2 separate regions of the Homo sapiens genome follow, and region 2 is linked to region 1. The links are chromatin loops, found by intact Hi-C in ENCODE. Cell type or tissue: testis. All regions are shown on one strand. Each heading gives the region's core, and the rest is flanking DNA. Links, peaks and the distances in the headings are about the cores only.

The links. Hi-C counts contacts between places; a loop is a spot of excess contacts. Peaks named below come from ENCODE experiments on the same cell type or tissue, not always from the same donor. Only the 100,000 strongest peaks of a DNase experiment are listed, where the experiment ranks them.
Region 2: it touches region 1 in a loop (7-fold over the local background); 12 of 110 quality-filtered maps call a loop at or near these places.

What each region holds. Positions count from the first base shown.
Region 1 is chr10:84,151,072-84,154,107 of GRCh38, forward strand. It overlaps GHITM (growth hormone inducible transmembrane protein), which reads left to right. Exons shown (of 9, transcript NM_014394.3): 9 at 1,193-2,497. The coding sequence ends at 1,277. Among named protein-coding and RNA genes, the nearest start is that of GHITM, 13 kb to the left of the region's middle. In testis, for the core only: no CTCF peak of the experiment used is centred there; no DNase peak of the experiment used is centred there.
Region 2 is chr10:84,247,276-84,250,037 of GRCh38, forward strand. It overlaps RGR (retinal G protein coupled receptor), which reads left to right. Exons shown (of 7, transcript NM_001012720.2): 2 at 316-472; 3 at 1,647-1,768. Among named protein-coding and RNA genes, the nearest start is that of RGR, 3.6 kb to the left of the region's middle. In testis, for the core only: no CTCF peak of the experiment used is centred there; a DNase peak (open chromatin) is centred at 1,686.

The DNA.
Region 1 (3,036 bases), core at 287-2,786:
TAGCAGAGTTGTACTTCTGAGGGCCCTGAGGGAAAATCTGTTCCCTGCCTCTCAGCTTCTTGTTACTGCTGGCAGTCCTTGACATTCCTTGGCTTGTAGATGGATCATTCCAGTCTCTGTCTCCATCTTCACATGGTGCTCTTCCTGTGTACCAGGGATTAGGATTTCATTATATTTTGTTGGGGGGCAGAGGAGGGTCACAGCTCAAACCACACCAATGGCTTTGTCAGATTTCCTGTTTTACTTCTGTTGCAGTTTTGTCTGTTCTCTCTTTAGTAAACTATCCAAAAAAACCTCTTGATTTTATTGCAACTTAGTGTAATACTTAGGTATTCATTCCATTATCAGAATATTTTGTCTATTTTTGTGAGCCAGTGTCAGGGTGCAATAAATAATGTGCTCTTACTGCTCAGTTAATTTTTTTGGTAGTGTATTTTGCAGACTTTAAAACTGAAGAAATGTATTAATCAAGTATTATTTATTGGAAAATGTATATAATTGACATGGAATTTTTAATAGAAAAGCCTATTTTATACTTCTAGAAATTAGAAACTCTTCAGTATAAAGAGTCTAGTTTCAGAGATATGCAACTTTAGTTGGTATTAATTGTTATTATGTTTTTTTCTTTTTTCTTGGAGTCGACCAAAGTGGGTTATTTTATTTAAACAATTTTCTTGAGTTTCATTGTGTCTGTCACATTTTTTTAAAGTAATTTGATTTTATCTAAAAATAAAACTTAATGTAATGGTTTAGGGGGAAGAAAAAGTTGCTGTACTGTAAAGCTTACAGATTTGTAGAAGTTTTCTTTAGAGGGGTGAAGTGGGTCTTTTATATTAAAAAATGCTAGACTTGTGTCTAACAGGTTTTTATAAAGGTGTTTCTTTGGTCTTGTTTTGATTATTTCATTGTCTGCCACCTAGTTTTCTTTGCAAGTTGATATATGCAGAGTGTCAGAGAATAAAATAATGATTTTTTTAAACTGCTCTTTAACATTTAAAAGATGAGTCTGCCAAAAGGAAGACCTTAACTATTTTCTAGTCTAGTACTTCATTAGTTGGCAGTTAAACATCTTATTTTTAATTTCCATTTTATATCACTAAGACAAATAGTATTTTTCTTCTTTTCTATATTAAGAATTCAACATCACTATTAGAATTGCATCATATATAATGGGCATAATTTTCTTTTCTAGGATGCTGAGTATCTACATGGATACATTAAATATATTTATGCGAGTTGCAACTATGCTGGCAACTGGAGGCAACAGAAAGAAATGAAGTGACTCAGCTTCTGGCTTCTCTGCTACATCAAATATCTTGTTTAATGGGGCAGATATGCATTAAATAGTTTGTACAAGCAGCTTTCGTTGAAGTTTAGAAGATAAGAAACATGTCATCATATTTAAATGTTCCGGTAATGTGATGCCTCAGGTCTGCCTTTTTTTCTGGAGAATAAATGCAGTAATCCTCTCCCAAATAAGCACACACATTTTCAATTCTCATGTTTGAGTGATTTTAAAATGTTTTGGTGAATGTGAAAACTAAAGTTTGTGTCATGAGAATGTAAGTCTTTTTTCTACTTTAAAATTTAGTAGGTTCACTGAGTAACTAAAATTTAGCAAACCTGTGTTTGCATATTTTTTTGGAGTGCAGAATATTGTAATTAATGTCATAAGTGATTTGGAGCTTTGGTAAAGGGACCAGAGAGAAGGAGTCACCTGCAGTCTTTTGTTTTTTTAAATACTTAGAACTTAGCACTTGTGTTATTGATTAGTGAGGAGCCAGTAAGAAACATCTGGGTATTTGGAAACAAGTGGTCATTGTTACATTCATCTGCTGAACTTAACAAAACTGTTCATCCTGAAACAGGCACAGGTGATGCATTCTCCTGCTGTTGCTTCTCAGTGCTCTCTTTCCAATATAGATGTGGTCATGTTTGACTTGTACAGAATGTTAATCATACAGAGAATCCTTGATGGAATTATATATGTGTGTTTTACTTTTGAATGTTACAAAAGGAAATAACTTTAAAACTATTCTCAAGAGAAAATATTCAAAGCATGAAATATGTTGCTTTTTCCAGAATACAAACAGTATACTCATGATTGCTAAGTGTTTTTTTATTTTTGCATATTTATTGAACTGTCTAATTGAATACAGCTTGCTCTTGTCACCTCTTCAAGCTTTCAAGCCTTTATAGAAAAGCTTCTTTGTGGCTTACACTGGAAATTATGAAAGCAGTTTTTCTCCTAAGACTTTTGGTTTCTCGCATTGCCTCTCAGACTAAGCACTAAAAAGCAAAGCAAAACAGAACTAGTTCTGTCTTAATGAAATATATCAACCCAAAAGTGTAATGAGGAAAATGCTTCATTAGTTTCCCCTAGCAGACTTTTACTTCTCTTACACTGCTACACCATTACTTTCTTGAGACATTTGTAAGTTCTTTGATACAGAAGAGTTATATTTAGAAGTCTTTAATGAAGGGAAAGAAGTCTGTATGATGACTGAGGTGATTGCTCTTTTTGACAAATGTTTATTACAGTAATGCAGAAATACTGTTAATCATCTCAAAGTACATAGGAGGCTTATTTCTGAAACAAAGGTTTCAGCCAGATGTTGATTAGTCTAATTTTTCCAAGTGAATCATATGCATGCCATTTGAATAGGGATTTCTTCAAGAAAGCAACTTAGTTTCTTGCCAGTATAGTATAGTGCAGTGTGATAAGTACATGATACTTGTAGCTAGACTACCTCTATTTGAATCTCAACTCTTATTTCTTATGTGACCTTGGGCAAATTACTTAACCTCTGTGTGCCCAGTTTCCTCTCCTGTAAAATGAATATATTGGAACCTGTCTTATAGGTTTATGGTTAAACGTGCAGGCACTTAGTAAGCATTACATAAGTCTTAGCTATTGATGCTTTTTTTTATTAGTAAAAATGTAAATGCCAATTTTCTATTTTTCTTCTCCCCATCCTGATACCCATATCAGTGTGATCTTAAAGTGCCTGTTTTCCTTAGTCACCTTTTAGAACC
Region 2 (2,762 bases), core at 263-2,762, 96 kb after region 1:
CTAGCTGTGTACTTAGGGCAAGTTAGCTAGTGTCTCTGAGCCTCAGTTTCCCAGCTATAAATGGAGAAGAGAGTATCCAAGTAAAGATTGAATGAGATGACTCATATAAAGTGCTTATCCTGGTGCCTGGTGTGTGCTAAGTGCCTGGCAGCTGTCAGTGATTATGACTGTTATAGCATGAAGCATGCTACCCTATATTGATTGTCTTCCTTGTCTGTCCAGGAGGTTGCTGATGTTCCATCCACCCCACACACACTGTTCTGACCCCAGCTGGGCCTCAGCAGCCCCAATGCCAGCCCCCACCCTTCCTTTCAGCTCTCTCCGGTCTCAGCCTCAATACCCTGACCATCTTCTCTTTCTGCAAGACCCCGGAGCTGCGGACTCCCTGCCACCTACTGGTGCTGAGCTTGGCTCTTGCGGACAGTGGGATCAGCCTGAATGCCCTCGTTGCAGCCACATCCAGCCTTCTCCGGTACCAGCCCCCTCCCCAGTCCACAGGCTCTGGGGTCCTGCCTGGGGCCTGACCCCTGGGCCCTGGGCAGCCAGGCCAAGGGCATTTTTACTACTTACAGAAAATTGGCCAAGGGCAGAGGGTGGGCAGGCTAAAATGGGCTGAATTCCAGATTGATTCTGAAGAACGACAGCTGATTTCTGGAAGACAGGGGTTGCTGAAACCTGATGAAAGAGATGGTAGGCTGTAGAGATCAATGGTGTGGGTTCTGTAACCAAGCAACCTAGGTTTGCATTCTGGCTTCAGCATTTCTAGTTCTGGGCTTCTTCCATAAATCGGATATTATTTCCTAACTCATATAGGTGGTTGGAAGTATTTACTTCTATTATGTGTAAATAACTTAAAATAATGCTTGATACCTAGGACTCTACGTAAGTGTTTGTGAACACAAATGGGGGCGTTATCACCACTACTGCACCCGTATGTATCTGGGCTCCTGGAGTGGAGGGACACCGATGCAGTGTGGAGAGGATAAGAGGCAGGGAGGGGCAGTCATAACTAGCTAGTGTCTAATACCTCCTTATACAAAAACCAGGGTCTTCCATCACAGCTTCAGAAGGTGTTTATAAAATTGTTTTCTGAAGCAGACTGGACATTCTCATTCTGGTTTTGGACACTACAGACGGAGGCTGGAGCCCCCCCGGATGTGCATGCTCAGTGCTGACCAGCCTGGGGGGTCTGCATCAGTGAGAACTCTTCCTCCCACAGAGAATTGAAGTTTCCACCTTTGCTTGCCCTTTTAGGCTGGGGAGGCCTGGGATCTCCCCTCTGACTTTGCCTTCATCTTCTGTGTGACCTTGGCTTCAGTATCTTTGCCTCTTTGAATGTCAGTTTCCCCACCTATCAAATACAGGCATGAGCTCTCCTGTGACAGAGGGATCTGATCACGCAGAGAGAGCCTATGGCCCAACCATGGTGCAGTCAAAGTCACCCAGCCTGGAGAGTGTGCATTGGGCTCCACCCCTTCAGCCCAGTTACTTGAGCTCCAACGCCTCATAGGAAAGACACCAATATTAAGGCCCTCTTCAGAGAAGAAGGGCAGCATTCAGGAACACACACTCCAAGCTGTACTTGGCAGGTGTGGGAGGTGGAAAGGATCGGAGGAGAGGTCACTGGTGCCCAGTGTCTCCCACAGGCGCTGGCCCTACGGCTCGGACGGCTGCCAGGCTCACGGCTTCCAGGGCTTTGTGACAGCGTTGGCCAGCATCTGCAGCAGTGCAGCCATCGCATGGGGGCGTTATCACCACTACTGCACCCGTATGTATCTGGGCTCCTGGAGTGGAGGGACACCGATGCAGTGTGGAGAGGATAAGAGGCAGGGAGGGGCAGTCATAACTAGCTACTGCTCCGTGTTTCCCAGTACAGGGAAGTGTGGGTAGGTGTGAGTGTGCATGCATAGGCACTCATTTCAGGAAAGGAGGGAGGGTGGGAGAGTGTGCAGGAGAGCTGTTGGGCCTCTCTTGCCATTACCGCAACCTTGGGCAAGTCAGGGATCCTCTCTGAACCTTAGTCTCCTCCTCTGCGAAATGATTTTCTTTTTCTTTTTGAGACGGAATCGCTCTATTGCCCAGGCTGGAGTGCAGTGGTGTGACCTCGGCTCACTGCAACCTCGGCCTTCTGGTTTCAAGTGATTCTTTTGCCTCAGCCTCCTGAGTAGCTGGGACTACAGGCATGTGCCACCACACCTGGCTAATTTTTGTATTTTTAGTAGAGATGGGGTTTCACCATATTGGCTAGGCTGGTCTTGAACTCCTGACCTCGTGATCTACCCACCTCAGCCTCCCAAAGTGCTGGGATTACAGGCGTGAGCCACCGTACCCGGCTGAGATGATTTTAATAACCAATCTCAGTTTTATTTTGAAAATGAAATGAGATCAGGGATACAGAAAATGCCCTTGCAGACAGGCACTACTCTGCAGACAGGCGCAGAGAGGCTGTGTGTATGTGTGTGTAGCTGGGCATGTGCCCTGGCACCCCACACTTCCATGAGGCTTCATGAAAACTGTCCAGCTCTAGATTTCACAAGCTGCACTGTCAAATACCATCTTCATAATTGGCCATATCAGTGTACAAACTGCTCCATTTTTCCTTAATTTTTTTTTTCTTAAAAGTGACTCATTTTTTAAAATGTAAACACCTGCTACAAGCTCATTCTAAACAACATCTGGGAAATCACAGGTTTAATGTTCTTATAATTTTAATACAATTAAAATAAAAACCTGTTCACCAGAGACCATCTAGAACCCTGTTT